Regions from separate parts of the Homo sapiens genome. Here region 2 is linked to region 1. The links are chromatin loops, found by intact Hi-C in ENCODE. Cell type or tissue: PC-9. All regions are shown on one strand. Links, peaks and the distances in the headings refer to the core of each region. The heading gives the core; the rest is flanking DNA.

Region 1 (8,013 bases), core at 2,026-7,025:
TAGAACGATCAATGAACTGGTTGATCAATGACCTGGGTTCTGACAACCACCTGACCAGGTTGCTCTGTGACCTTAGGCAAATTGCTTAACTTCTCTGAGCCTTTCTCCTGCTCATCTGCCAAATGTAAATCCTAATCCCTGCTATGACCAGTTGTCAGGTTTCTGAAAAAATAAGGTGGTTATATATGGAAAAACATTTTGAAAACTAAAGTTCCACAGAAAAATAATAAAACCAAAGTACTGCTGCTCACCAGATTTCATTCCAATACAGCAATCAGAGCCCCAGGTCTTCTTTTAACCATCAACTTCCATTTTACCTGTATTAGTTGGTGTTTGGACCTGTTAGTGACCTTTTGCTGGGAATTCTTTCATGTAAAAGGCACCTCTTTGGTCTCAATAAACTCTTGTACTTTGGCATTTCACCACATAGCTATTTACTCGGTGACCTTTTTCTTTCTTTGTTTCTTCCCAGGATCTAGCAGACCTTTTGTCACCTGGACAGGATCCACTTAGGCAGCCTCCAACCTACATCAAGGGATTTTAATTTCCTCATGGCTTTGTTAACATTTCACATTGGTACAGGTCAAAACATAAGGTTATTTACTGGGAACTAAGAAATGTCACTAATCTGAGTCACAGGAGCTCCATGAGTTCCCCGTAGGAAGTCAGAACAGCAACCATCATCCCAGTGAGTTGAGCATGAGACTGACTCTTCCAGGCTCCTGAGCCCAGTGTGCTTGACTGAGGTTCCATGAGAGGGCAGCCCTCCTAGGCTGGGAAATGCCAACGCACGTTAGATTTGTTCAAGGAGCCTCTACCTTTACTGGCTGCCATTCTGTTAAGGAAAATTCTTTAAAGAAGATTCAAAATCTATTTCCTAACCAAGAAGTCGGGAATGAAGATCATCCTTCACTTCTTCAAAAGTCACCCATTCATCTTTTTACTTACTCCTTTAACAATGAGTGTGTAAATACTAATGAGAGTGACTGTAATGGCTGTTGATGGATGTGTTTTTATCTTTCGCTCATCTGCTTTATCTTTCGCTCATCTGCTTTATCTTTCTATCATCATATATATAGCAATAAGATAAGGTAAGAGAGGCTATGACGAGGAGGGGACTTCCAAGCTCTCAAGGAAAAAGGATGTATTTGGTAATTGTCAGAAATAGAACTTTTTAACGCCTTCCCATCTTTTGGCTTGCACAGCACTGGCTCTTGCTTGTTTTCCGTCTTTGCTGCCTCCTCTTCTTCTAACATTGAAGTGCCTCAGGGGTCCACCTCAGACCCCTTTCTCTTTTCACCAGGAAGGTCCCAGCTACTCTCATGGCTGCAAATGCCTCCCATAGGACTTTGACTACCTGCTCCCTTCCATTTGTAGCCCTGGCCTCTCTTCTGAGCTGCAGATATGACAAGTACAGTCATATCTCCTAGTTCCAGGACTCTCATGAGTACTAAAATCTGTGGATGCCCAAGTCCCCTATACAAAATGGCACAGTGTAGCAGGACGAGCCGCAGACAAAACCTCTCAGACACCGAGTTGTAGAAGGAAGGGCTTTATTCAGCTGGGAGCATCTGCAAGCTACTGTCTCAAAATCCGAGCTCCCCGAGTGAGTAATTCCTGTCCCTTTTAAGGGCTCACAACTCTAAGGATTTCACATGAAAGGGTCGTGATTGATTTGAGCAAGCAGGGGGTACGTGACGGGCTGCATGCACTGGTGGTCAGAGTGAAAGAGAACAGAGCAGGGAGTTTCACAATGTTCTTCCATACAATGCCTGAAATCTATGGGTAACATTGGGTTCTAAGTCATGAGTTGATTCTTAACTACTAGGTTTAGGCCAGGCAGGCCCAGGCCTGGTTTTGAGCCTGGTGCCGGGCTGCCTGTCTTTGATTTCACTTCCTTGTTTTTTTTTTTTTTTAGAACAGGTACTGAGTATAAAACAATATAAAACAATATGAGAGGGTCTCTCTCTTCCCTCGATGGTATTTGCATACAAGCTGTATACATCCTCCCATATACTTTAAATCATCTCTAGATTACCTACAATACTTAATACAATGTAAATGCTACTATATAAATAGTTGTTTCATTGTATTGTTTTTTATTTGTGTGATCTGAGGTTGGCTGAATTCATAGATATGGAACCTGTGGATACGGAGGGCCAACTGTTTACCTACTTGCTCCCTTGAGAAGTCCATTCAGTGGTATAAACAGCACCTCCCACTTAACACATCAACAACTGAAGTGTCCATCTTCTCCCAAGCCTGCGTCTCCTTCATATTTTCTCTGCTCAGCACAGCCAGAAACCCAGGAGCTGCCGTCAGCACACCCCTATCTCTTGTCCCTGCCCCATCCCCTAGCCCTTGCACAGGCTTCTCAAAGCTGTGCCCTTCTCAACATTCCCTCTTCCCAGAATGACTCCACTCCTTCCGAAGTCTCCTCTCTCTTCCTCTTCCTCTTGCCACATCCGCTCTGCAGGAAGAATCAGCAAGTGTGAGCTTTTCAAATGAGAATTGGATCATATTCCCTCCCTTTAAAAAACCCTGTGGGAGTTTCCTGCTGCATTTGAAATGAATGGGAGCTGCTCACAGGCCTGGCCGAGCCCCCTCCTACTCACCGCTGGCCCCTCTCCTGCCCCAGCTCAGGGTCTTCCCTCAGGAGGTTCCTCTCCTCTCTGCTTCACCCAGCAACTCCTAGTGCTCCTTTGCGTCTCAGCTCAAACCTCACTTCTCAGGGTTCCTCCTTGCTCCCCGATTAATTTGTCTCCACTGTTACTCTTCTTTTCTTCATGGCCCCTCTGCTTTGTAATGATTATTTCTGTGTGAATTTGCACATTGGTGTGATGTCTGCCTCCCCTGCATAAGCCCCATGAAGACAGGGATTATGCCTTTTTTCCCTTTTTGTCTGGCACCATTGTGTATCCTTCAGTACCTAGCACATACAGGAACTTGACAAATATTTGTTGACTATATAAATGCCCAGACTCCAGAAAATCAACTATATAAATTGGAAACATAATATTCTATTTATTATTTGAGAGCACGTAATTGTCATTTTAAAACCACAACTGTCCTCAGGCCTGGGGCAGCGTAGCCCTGACCTACGGCCTGTGCTTTAGAGGCCCCGCTCTGGCCTCCCTCAGCGTGTGGCCCTCCCCATGGGTAAGGAGTGCCCAGGGTCAATGGGACAGTCCCACCCTCTGCTCCCACCCCAGCTAGCATGGGCAGATTTAGCAAATAAAAATACATGATGCACAGTTAAATTTGAATTTCAGATAAACCATTTTTTTCTTAGTATAAGTATGCCCCATGCAATATTGGGGACCTACTTATACAAGTATTCAGTTTATCTGGAATTCAAGTTTAACTCTGTGCCCTGTATTTTATTTGGCAGCCTTAGCCCCAGCTTTTAGACTACTTGCCTACAAACCATGGCCTGTGGTCTGAATCCACCTATGTTTGTACCTGAAGTTTTATTGGAACACACCCACACCCGTTCATTTTATGTATTGTCTATGGCTGCTTTCGTGATACGGTGGCAAAGTTGAATAGGGGTGACAGAGACTGCATTGCTCACAAAGCCTAAAATAGTTACCATCTGACCCTTTATAGAAAAGTCAGCTGATCTTGTTCTAGATGACTTCCCCTCACAAGTCCCCGCGCAAGCAATCCTGAGCATACTTCCAGATCATGCAGGGGCCTTTCCCCTGGTCTGGCCTCTGAGGATGGCCCAAGGCTGAGGGGCACAGGGATGTGGATGGGGTTCAGAGGCATGCGTGCAAGGCCCTCACAGTGCACGATGGGCTGACGAGGGTGCTGGATGCTGACCCTCCCTCAGCCATCCTGTTCTGCCTGCAACCTGAGCCTCAGCTTTTGCAATTTGTACCTCGCTTTCCAATTCATTAGGAAGATATATTTTTCCAGATAGGAAACATATTTTATTTACTTTGTGTGTTAGATTGACTTAACTTTTAAATAATTAAACATGTGGTATTTAGGCCTTCTTTTTCCCTCTTGACCTGGACCCCTCAAATGTCAGGTCCGTTTTAATCAAGGCAAAGAAATGTCATCAATAGTGCCATCTTGTGGTGAGATATATACCATTATCATCTTTAAACTGTCCTGCTCCCCTTAAAACAGCACCGAAGTCGTCTAAGTTTAGGAGCTTGCGAACTCTGTCTGCTGTAACAAGGGAAGTTCAGAATTATACCACCAAAGCATTGGGAGGTTTTAAAATGTTTTCTGAGACATTAAAAGGATATTAAATGATATTCAGCACAGTTCTGTTCAAAATTAGTAGTTTATGGGTGGTCCATAATAATAACTTCTCATATTTGTACAGTGCTTTACAGTTTCCAAAGCATGTTCACACACTATTTCCTGTGGGCTCCATTGGCAATGGAGACTCTTATAATCATTGACTTGCCCCAGCTGTCCGGCAAGTCAAGTGCTCTGTCATATTAGAGCCATCTGCTATCAACCACAATGAGGGTTCAGTAGAAAATTAGCAGAGAAGTTACACTTCAGCAAACTGGAACCCTGGTGATGACCTTCCCTTAGTGTTGCCAGGCCAAGATAATAGAGGGGAAGGAAGTTTCTAGAAGGGTATCGTGATCCATCCTTCAATATCAGGGATTTGTGCTCATCGCTTACTATCCGCAACATAGCAACAGAGTGGCTCTATAACATTTCCATCATTCCTTAAACAACTTTGAAGCCCCCTCTCTGCTCAGCAGGCAGAGACCATAGGAGATGCCAAAGATGGCTCCTAGGAGTTAACGTTCACTGATGCCTTCACTCCAGCACAGCCAGGGGGTGGTCTGAGCTGCTGGGATAACTTTTCATTCCAATCTGTCAGAGATTAGCACCTTGTCCAGGGAAAGCTGTGAAAACAGCTTTCCCCAAACAAGCCAGTGTCTGAGCTAGGGAGTTCACCATCATCAGGGCTGACACACAGTTGAATTTCACATTACAGCTGGAAATACATAGAGGGAATTCCGGGAACAAGACAAGCTGGAAGAAGCACTTTTGTTAAATTATACTTTTTTTAAAGATCAATAGATGCTTCAAAGAAGTCCACTGAGGAGGTCGTTGTGTGGCTTTGACAAAAACAGTTGTGTGTCTTGCTTTGGGGAGAGCCAGTCTGAACCACCCAAGAGATGCCTTCCCAACTTTTTCTTTGTGCATAATGTGATTTGAGGGAAAACAAGTTTACTGTGCCTTTCATTGTAGACACCTGGGTTATGCGGTTAGCTAGGGGACCAAGTTTATCAGATCCAGGCTGGCCTCCTGAGCTCCAGACTTATTCATTTATTCATGCATGCACTCAGTAATGTTTATTGTATCCCATCGATGCCTCAGATGCTGTGACTCGGTATCAAATTAATAAGACTTGACCATGCCCATGTGGCATTTATAAGCTGACACTGCTGGGTACCCATATTGCAGGGGACCAGGAAATGCTTTCTCAGGGGGAGACACTTGCACCATGCTTTGAAGGACCAATACCAGTTAGCAAGACAGATGGGGGTGAAGGAAAAGAGCTCAGGTTGGCTGATGCCAAAGCCCATGCTCATAACTGCCAAGCTGCATAGTCTTGCAGAAAACATTTTCTGTTTTGACAGAGAACGTCTCAAGAAGGGACTTTACCAAGAGAAGTTCAGTTCCTAAAGCCCCCATCTCCTTGAAAAGTACTAAGACTGTGTGTTTCACAAATGGCAAGAGAGGGAGGGATAGAGGCAAAAAACGAAACAGTGACTCATGGAGAGATGGAAGCAACCCCGGGACAGTACAGCATGTTCTGCTGACCTCGGCCAGCAGGAGGCAGTGCAGAGCTCTTGGAGGAGTTGTCAGACTACACTCTGGGTGGGAAGGTCCATAAGGGGAAAGCACCCTCTGTAGGAAGGCTGCACCTTCTTTTCGTTGTCTTCATAGTGCTTATTACTTTCCGAAGTGTTATTGGTCAGTTTTTATACTCTTATCATCTCTCTCTGCCTCTCCAGGACACAAGCTCCGCTGGCAAAGGCCACTGCACTCTTGCCTGTCTTGTCCTCTGCTGTGTTCTAAATGCCTGCATTAGAGCCTGGCATGTGCTAATTTCTTAATAAATATTTTTAAAAGTAAGTTAATGTTTGTGTGAAGCTATTCGCTATTGAGAAATGGGCATTGTAGAAAACCTAGGGCCTAGGTGTTGCCTTCTGCTCCTGAAACAGCATCTTAATTAAATGGTCTATTCCACTTTTGCAAGATGGGTAGCAAGCAACATGGGGAAACCAAGCACTGGAGAATTCCTGGAAAAATAGACACCCTTTGTATAATCTGGGCTGAGTCCTGCTGGAGGCAAGGTAGGCTGCCAATGCCTAGCCAGAAAGCCAAGGCCAAGGACCAGTGAGCAGGGAGGAGTGGGCGAGGTCCCGAAGCATGGCAGCAGAGAGAATGGAAGGCACGTATATAATGAGATGTCCACTCCAGTGAGGGCAATGCCAAGACCAGCAGCAGGGCAGTCTGAGGCTCAAGACAGACAAGAGTGATGAACAGAAAAGTGCTAAAGCCAGATCTGTGCTGTGGGACGAGCAGGACAACCTCCTGGGACAGTGAGTGTCTGTGCCTGAGAAACTTTGAAGGCCACGCACTCCCTTGCAGGCGAGCCCATGTTGACTCTAGGGTGAGATTTCTGGTTCAGACTCCTACTGTAATTTTGTGATTTGCTTTTAGTGTTAGCCTCGTGGCCTCGTTCACTTAGGGGCACCAGTTTGTCAACTAGATTTCTATATAATCCAAGAATAAACAACTAGGAAGAAATGCATGTAAAAAAAATACTAGTCCAGCCAGTCAGAGATACATATTGGTCAACCTTTGGTGTATGCTGGGAGCTTGATGTGTGAGAACAAAATGTTCCCTTTAATGGCACTTCAGAGAAGTATGAAGAGTGACACCGTAAGTGACAGCCTTCAAAGCTGAGCAGCTTGGGCTGCATCTGTGGCATGCTGTGGGATCTGCTTCCCGGGACAAGGGTGGCAGAGTCAAAAGAGGCGTTTTCAAATTTTAAATGTAACTGGCCCCAACGTGATGTCAGATTGCTCTTCAGGTTCTTCCCCACCTGCCCTGCATTATTAAAGCCCACCTTGGACTACCTATGGTGATCAACCATTCTGGTTTGCCCAGGACTAAGGACGGTTCCCAGGACATGGGACTTCCAGTTTCAAAACTGGGAAAGTCTCGGGCAAACCGGGACGAGTTGGTCACTAGGTTACCTGCATTGCCAGAGGCTCTTGATCCTTCCCTCCCTCCTTTGGCCATATTAATTATTTTTATTATTTATTATTTCTTTCTTCTCTGATCCCTCAGCCTCCTTTTACCCTTCTCTTGCTTTCAGATTTCCGTCTCCAATTCATGAGGCTGTTCCGTCTCTCCAGGTGTCTCAGGCACCACACTTTTGACACCATCTGGGTTGGTGACTGATGAATGGAATGTGCCTGCTGGGTGCTTAGTTACTGCTGAGGATCTTGCAACTAAATTAGTTTGGGACCCATCAAAACTGCTGCCAACTCAGATGAGGCAAGAAAGGGCTATTTTGTAGCCCTTTTTCCTATGATGTGAGGTCAGGCAGAGGCAGGGATAAACTTCTCTAAGTGTTTGTGTGGTGCTTAAGTCTAAACCATCATTCACACTGTCAGAGTTCTGGAAAAGCAGGTTGTTAACTGATGCATAAGTAGGGCCAGGCAAATGCAGCCCCACAGAGGAAGCTCAAATTCTGCTGAATGTTACTGATGGGCCGGCATACCCATTTGCTGACTAAGCAAATTAATGAAATAACAGCAGGCATGTCTGTCTAGTAAATCTTCTTGCTGCGATAAGCAAGCATTTAGAAAAGCCATTTAAGGTGCAAGTTGACGGAGAACATTGCTAGTCTCTGCCCCAAATATCATACCCTGGAGAGGATGAAATCTATTTTGTTTCCCCACCCAGGATGTCAGAATCTTTTCAAAGAAGTCTTTGACCTTGCCCTTCAGGGAA
Region 2 (8,013 bases), core at 1,020-6,019, 110 kb after region 1:
GTTTCATTTCGTAGCTTAGACAAAACAAACCTCTGGCACATAAACATTGGATTCCTGTTGGTCAGGCCAACGAGACCCAGGAAGACTTAGAGTGATATTCCCTGGCACCCATGTCTCTCAAAGGTCTCCCCTAATATCCCCAATATACCAGGAAGGCATAAAGGAAGGAAAAGATGTCTATCAGAGAGAAGCAGAGCTCCAGAAGACAATTGTTTACCTTGCGTTGCTTTTCAGCGTAGGGACCTCAGTGCGGCAGCAGCATCCTCATCACCAGGGAGCTGGTTAATAAAGCGGAAACTCCAGCTGCACTCCAACCTCCTCCATCAGAGCCTGTGCGCTAACATTTTCAGGGGAGTGGAATACACGTTGGAGTTTGAGAGGCACTGAGTTAGAACACGTGGGGAGAGACTACAGTGTAGTGCTGTGGTTCTCAAGGTATGGGGCCCCAGAGACCAGCAGCATCGGCATTACCTACTTTGAAAACACAAATTTTTGAGCCCCACCCCAGGCCAATTGAATCAGAAGCTCTAGGGGTGGGCCCTCACCATCTGTGTTTAACAAGCCCTCCAGGTGATCCTGATGCATGCTAAAGTATGAAAAGCCCTGGTATAGACAATCAGTTTTCCAAGCCCTGGCTCCCCTACTTCTGACTCATCCCTTAGGCTGCACTCTTGGCTGACATTTGGGGGAATGGAAGGAAGGCCTTGTATACTTGGTTTTCCCCCTTCCATTTGATTTCCCTGGGGACGGTTCTTAAAACTCAAGCTTCTGAACAAAAAGTCTGTCTTGCTTGTGATTTAATCCTTCATTTGCATTGCCAACAACTAATGGGAAGAAAGAAGTTCCAGGAGACCAACTGGCTTTTTAGTACTGCATTGTATATGATCAGAAGCAGGCCTGGGAATGGAAGACTCAGGTTTCCCAGCCCAAGAATAAACAAGGGCATGAAGCCACAAGGAAGGGGGGCTTTGGTGGGGCTCTCCCAGGTCACAGGCTGGGGGTGTGGGTGGGCATGTACACAACACTGGCACAAGATAGAGCCAGATGGGAGAGAGTATCTACACAGACAGAAGAGGCAAGAACGTGTGGATACCCTCCTAGTCCACAAAATCCGAGAATTGTCAGCTGTCAGACAACAACACAGTCCACCTCCCACTCTGATCAGTACCACACCTACATCTCTCCAGACTGAGGACCTCCGTTTCTTCAGTCTGTGGTGGTGCCCTCACCACCCGCTGATATTAAAAGAAAGAGCACAATAGTGTCCATCCATTCATTCAACAAGTCTTTGCTGAGACAGGCCTAGATGCCAGACACAACGCCAGGTGCACAAAGACACGACTCCCAACTTCAAGGAGTGTACATTCTAGTGGAGGAGATAAGCCTCAATTTTTTAAGTATATAGTCACCACAACATGTGGCCATGTTGGGGGATTGTGTGACAGGGAACCTGGCTTAGTCTCAGGTCAGTGAAGGCTCCTTTAAGGAAGGAGACTGTTGGAGTTTGGGTTCTGAAGAATGCACAGGAGTTAACTAGGCAAAGGCAAGTGTTCATGGTGGTAAGGAGAGCATCACAGGCAAAGAAAAAGGACATGAGCTGAGACAGAGCATGGCAAGTTTAAGGATCAGAGAAAAGCACCATAAAGAGACTCAGGTCATGACAGAGGGAGGTGGCATCAGATGGGCACAGAAGTGGTGGGCAGGACTAGGCCACAGGTTTGTAAAGCTTTGAGTGTTTATCCTAAAAGTGATGAGGAGCCTTCAAAGGATTTTAAGTAGGAGAGTATCAGGGACAGATTTCCATGTTGTAAAGCTTACTCTGGCTGTGCCATGGAGAGGGAAGTGCTGATTCAGGAGTATAAGCAACTATGAAGCTGTTGCAGTTGTCCAGGGGCCTAGGACCAAGTGCTGGTGGTAGAGGTGAGCAGAGGAGTGCAGATCAAGGAGAGACTTGGATGACATCCTTAGGCTTTGGATATGGATTGGACATTGGTAAGGTGTCCAGGGAATCTCTTAGTCACTAGGCTGGGCTGAAAATGGAGTGAGAGCTGGACAGGAAGAGAGGCAGTCACTTAGCTACAGATGTAGAAGAGATGCACCCAGAAAGAACACATGATGAAAACTAGGACAGTCTGCAGGGAGTAAGACTCACTTAGCAGTTAATTAAAGTAGGTGTCCAAACAGCTCTCAGTTATTTGCGTTATCCAATGTGTTAATTAGGGTTTGTTCCTCCTATTGCAATCTCTGGGCTTTGTTCATTTACATCTTCACCAGTAGGTGGTAGGAGAAGGGAAGCGGGACTTGGGGGACCCAGTTCACTTACTCAATGTATGCCTTGTGGAGAGATGAACACTAAGTGGCCTCATCTACTTGGAATGCCAGCTTATTGCAACTATTTGGCTTACAGAACAACAATCCTGTCCCTGAAGAGGAGAGCTGCATATAAATGCAGTTTACATATCCAGTAACTTTCTGCAACCATCCCTTAATGAATTAGTCAAACCTCCAGGCATCCAAATTGGTTCCTATGATCCTTTCATCTTCCAGGTTGTTTGCCTTTAAAGTTTAGAACTGGATTGAAGAGTATTTATAGCAATGGGACATTTTTGTGAGCCTGAGGAAAGGGGTCTTTGATAAATCAACACTAGAGAATTGTAGAAAAGGAATGCAGCCGGAGGAGTCTTTCAGGCAGGTTTGCAATGACTTCTTGTGCCGTCTTTTGGAAAGGTGCGAGGGCAGCAGCCACCCTGGGCTTGGAGATTGTGTGGAAAAGAGAATCCAAAACTACAGTAAAATTTTAATTGTATGCTTGATCTGTTTCAGGATGAAGAATTAAGACAGATTTAGGTTTCTGTTTTCTTCAGGGTTCGGGCAGGAATCAAACAGTACACTCAGAAGAGAAGGTTGAAGAGAAATGAATGAAGGAACTATTTCTAAGGCTGTGAGCAGGGAAAAGGGAAGCCAGTGAGGGATAGTGAAGCACAAACTATCCAGAAACCACCAACACCCCAAGGCATGAAATGAAAAGAGGAGAGAGTGGGTGGTTGTTTGTCCAAGTGTGGCAGGAAGCTGCCTTGAATCTGCAGAAGAATGGATCCACTGCCAACTACAGTTCAACCAGGAGAGATCCTGGAAGGCAAATTCCCAGACCTCAACCACAGGTGTCTCCCATTGGTCCACCCAAAGCAGAAACTGATGAGCCTGGAGCGCACTGACTCACCCCACAGGCAGCCTCCCGGGCACAGAGCAAGTTCAGAGAAAGGTGCAAAGTGGACACATGGGGGCAAGCAGAGAAAACCCAGCACATGGGTGGGCCAAGAAACTGGTTCAGATTTGCAAATCTAGGCAGATTAATATATTTATATGGGTCTGTGAGTTTCACTGCCAAGGCAGTCTTGGTTTCATAATGATACAGTATAGCGCATGTTGCTAGTATTAAACAACCAACGGAAGACAGAGCTGCTAGCCCGGGATGTGCCTGGGGTGAGGTGGGGAGGGAACTGTGCTGAACAGAGCTGTCTGTTGTTTCCTCGGTTTCCCCTCTGAAGTCAGCTGTGCCTCTGGCCACGGGGCTCTTTTGTTCTTCCTCCTCTCCCCACTCCTCCACCAAAGGAGACAGGGCTTGAATTATTGATGAAATCAAAAGAATAAGCTTGGGGATTGCATGTTTCCATCTTGCCTGTTGTTTGTCTGGTAAATAACGTGTTCTCTGTAAAACCTAAGCTTTTATCTCAGGTGTGCTGACCAGATTGAAGCCGGCCTCGAAGCTTCCCTTGGAGAAAGCCGGCTATGATCCTGGCTCACTCCAGTCTTCTCTCTTTCCATATGCAGATAAAAGAGTCCAACAGCACACTTTCCCCGTGGTTTCCCACACCACTGTGGAACACACGCAGAAACAGACTTTGCTCCTGGTCTTTTCCGTGACCAGATACATGCTCCCCTCCCCAAGACCTGCTAATTTCAGAGTAGTTACCTGTTCCCTTTGGTGAGGCAGGGAACCCTCAGGGTCCCAGTAGAGGAAGACCCGCTCAGACACTGCCCTCTGCTGGAAACTATTGGGACTGCTCCATCCTCCCTGAGGGGTCCTGCCGGGTTCCAGAGAAAGGGACCTTCACTCCTTCTACCTGGTTGCAGATACACCTGCAACATAGGTAGGGACTGACTTACCTAGAAAGCTTCTCTCATTAAGGTCTTAGACGAAAAAAATTTGAGTAGGAGGTGGGAGGATTTTTTATGATTTGATGTGGAAAAAGATTTCTAAACGACACGAGAAACAAAACACACACAAAAAACTGATACATTTGACTACATCAAAAACAAAAACTTTTGTGTGACAGAAGACAACATGAGCAAAATTAAAAGACAAAAGGAGAAAATACTTGTAACAAAGGATAAGTATCTAGATTATATAAAGAACCTCTACAGATTGAAAAGAAAACAAACAAAAATCCAACAGAAAAATATTCTAAAGATATAAAATTGTAATTCACAGAAAAGAAAATATAAGTGGCCCATAAGTGCATGACAATAATACTCTGTCTTACCAGTAATCAGGAAAATAGAAATTCAAACATCAGAGAGAGATTTTGTTTTAACCTGCTAAATTAGAAAAAATTAAAAAGGGCATGGGAGAAAAGATATTCTTTACTCTCTAGGTAGGATCATAAGCTGGTATAATCACTTTGCAGAGAAATTTGGCAATATCTAAAAAATGCAAAATATTCATACTCTGATCCAGTGAGTCCACTTCTCCATATCTACCCCAGAAAAACACTTTACCCATGTGCCCAGCAAGTTTGTGGCAGCTTTGTTTGCAAAATATCAAATGTTAGGTGCAGAAATAACTGAAATTAGCATAAAAATGGGGTTGGTTAAATAAACTATAATTCATTCATCATATATATATTTTATATATATTATTTATATATTATATATTATTTATATATTATATATAATATTTATATATATTAGATATTATATATAATATCTAATATATATAAAATACATAAATAATATATATTATATATATATAGCAGTGTTTTAAAATATATATACTATGTGTACTGACATGGAAAGATCCCCAAGACCTATTGTTGAGTGAACAAAAATCAAGCTGCAGACTGACACACCCTATGATAACTTATATGTAAAACACCCAGGCATATTAAACAATATTTTTTCTATGGGTATAGATACTATGGTCTTTAAAGCATGGAAAAATGCACAGGACGTATAACACTGATACCAAGAGTTACCTCTGGGGCAGAGATGAGGATTGGAGCTGGTGGTCAAAGGGGATTTCAGCCTTATCTGTAATTTTTTTTTTAGTAAAAAGAATGTGTTAATGTATTATATGTGTAATTAAAATTAATAAAAGCTATTCTTATATTAAAAAGGAGAAAAATCTCTCTTCCTCCTTATTAAAGCATCTGCAACAGCCAGGAATCATTGAGCTATGAGTAAAACGCTGCCTTAGGTGATTTGTCAGGGGACCTGCTAAGTAGAGGGCAATGTGGTTGTCCTGGAGACAGCTGTCTTCAACACAAACCATCCTGTGCATCTATCTACACATGTCGGATATGTAACCATATCCCATTCAATGTCATACTTTTAAATCTCGGTTCACAAACTCAACAGTAATAACTTCTAACACAATGAGAGCAGTCAGTATTAAAATCTAGTATCTCATTTAAACTTTTACTCTTTCTCTCTCCCCACCCCACCCCCAGATGAGTTTACTTAGATTTAGAGATGTTAAATAGCCTGTCCAAAGTCAGTTGACTAATATGTAAGAATTTTTCCTACCCCAGAGGCCATTCTTTTCAACCATTTAAACTATGTTACAAAGTGATAAACGCCTTTGTCAACTTCAGCCAGGTAAGGGAGGCTGAGGCAGGAGGATTGTTTGTGGTCAGGAGTTGGAGACCAGCCTAAGCAACACAGAGGAAACTCCATCTCTAAAAGAAAGAAAGAAATGTCAGTTTTCTGTCAAAAGCTTTTGTGGGTTTCCCTGCCTCACATGCCATGCCTATTTGCTGCATTGCTCTGAATCAAAACAGCAGCTGGTTCATTCTGGGAGAAAAATCTAGCATAAGAAGAGGTGTTATTTGGGTCCCAGTATAACTAAGAAGCTCAAAGACAAATACGCATTAAAGGAACAATTAAAAATTTAGGAATAATCCTCAACCAGAAGACTACTTCAAATGCATTAAAAATAAAGTTTAGGAACAAAACTAATCAATAATAGCAAAGGTGAAATTTCGATAATAATGCAAACCTTGCAAGGTTCTCATAGGATACAATTTGCTCCATTTTCCAAATTCTGCAAATTTCTTATATCAACACGAAATGCGTTCCAGTGATGCAGCCTTATCCTCACCACTGAGCCATTCCTGCCAGGCAAAAACAATGCAACTGAGCGGCATCAGAGATTACAGAGATATGGCCCTGGCAAAGGCCCACCAGCAGGGCTCTTGGGTTCCCTCTGAAGCAAAGAAAGGCAGCCCTCTGCTTGCTGGGGAAGACGGCTTTCAAAGGATGTTTCCAGAATAACTCATGAGTGGATGGGGGCACCAGGTTTACAAATGAGAGTTGTGATTTCCCACTTACAATGAATTTTTAAAAAATGAATTAATTCAAAAAAATGAATTAATCTCTGTTGGATTTCTTCTTAAGAACAGGTGTGTCTATGAATAATACATGGTGGGGCAGGCAATGCATGGGTCTGAAGACCCAGAAGCCTGAACGCAAATGAGTCCCAGACTGTCAAGATTAAAAGGTAGATTTTAAGGAGCATCACATAAGCGAGAAAAAATCTGGGAGAGCACAAAAACTACTCTGCAAATAATAAGCACACATCTAAGCCCCTGGCTAAGAACACAAACACATCTCTTCTCAGATAGTGGTAATTGAAAGTCACTAGGTTCCCATATGAGGAAGGAGGAGATAAATTAAAAAACGTAATCTAAAATAAAGATTAAAACATTAGGGTTTTAATGAATGATGTTTCAGGACAGAGAATTAAGGACATTTACATCTTCCTCTCTAGTTTGGAACTTTAACTTCTTAAACTCATTAGGCCCAGGCGTGGTAGCTCACGCCTGTGATCCCAGCACTCTGGGAGGCCGAGACGGGTGGATCACCTGAGGTCAGGAGTTTGAGACCAGCCTGGCCAACACGGTGAAACCCCGTCTTTACTAAAAATTTAAAAGTTAGCCAGGAGTGGTGGTGGGTGCCTGTAATCCCAGTTACTCAGAAAGCTGAGGCAGGAGAATTGCTTGAACCTGGGAGGCAGAGTTCTTGCCATTACACTCTAGCCTGGGCAACAAGAGTGAAACTCTGTCTCCGTAATAATAATAATAATAAAACTCATTAGGCACTGGCACAAGAGGAGCCATGGTCAGAGCAGCAGATGTGGGGTGGGGTGGGGGCTGCAGAACTCCTGGGTCCCCTCCAGGATTTCACTCCCTGGCCTCCCAACAGCTCAGCTCTGCCTGGCTCTGCCCACCAAGGCTGAGAAGATGCTTTGTTTTGTTTTTTTTCAGTTTGTTAAACAAGAAATAATATCATGGCATCGTACGGTTTGGGGTTTTAAATGTCAGCAAAACCCTTGTAATGTAGAATTTCTAACTGGCAGTGTCTCAGTCTAGAGCTGTTTGGGGAAAACAAGATGTTGAAAACTGTGTCCCTGGCTGGCCTCAAGAGCATACAGAAGGATCTCCCACTCCTTGATTTGGTCCTTCTAAGACCTGTGGTGTCCCCAGATAAAAAGGAAGCTATGAGGATCACGGAGACGACAGTAAGTAACATGCTGTTTGAAGGAGGGGTAACCTGAGATCTTGACAGCTTTACCGTGCATGCCTGCATGCATGAGCGCACACACACACACACACAAATGCATGTTTCTTTTCAGCTCTGTTGGAGCAAAGAATTTTCACAGATAAAGGATTTGGATTTTTATCTTGTCCAGGTGCCTTTGGGTATTGTCTCAAGACAGGACAAGGTTTGGTCCCT

Evidence for each region. A loop is a pair of places that touch in the nucleus more often than their neighbours do. Peaks named below come from ENCODE experiments on the same cell type or tissue, not always from the same donor. Only the 100,000 strongest peaks of a DNase experiment are listed, where the experiment ranks them.
Region 2: it touches region 1 in a loop (4-fold over the local background); 43 of 110 quality-filtered maps call a loop at or near these places.

The regions. Positions count from the first base shown.
Region 1 is chr14:65,955,386-65,963,398 of GRCh38, forward strand. No RefSeq gene overlaps it. Among named protein-coding and RNA genes, the nearest start is that of LINC02290, 150 kb to the right of the region's middle. RefSeq lists enhancers at 1,971-2,521, 2,522-3,071. In PC-9, for the core only: CTCF peaks have their summits at 4,063 (motif pointing left), 4,262 and 5,816 (motif pointing right); no DNase peak of the experiment used is centred there.
Region 2 is chr14:66,066,876-66,074,888 of GRCh38, forward strand. No RefSeq gene overlaps it. Among named protein-coding and RNA genes, the nearest start is that of LINC02290, 41 kb to the right of the region's middle. In PC-9, for the core only: CTCF peaks have their summits at 4,058 (motif pointing left) and 4,257; no DNase peak of the experiment used is centred there.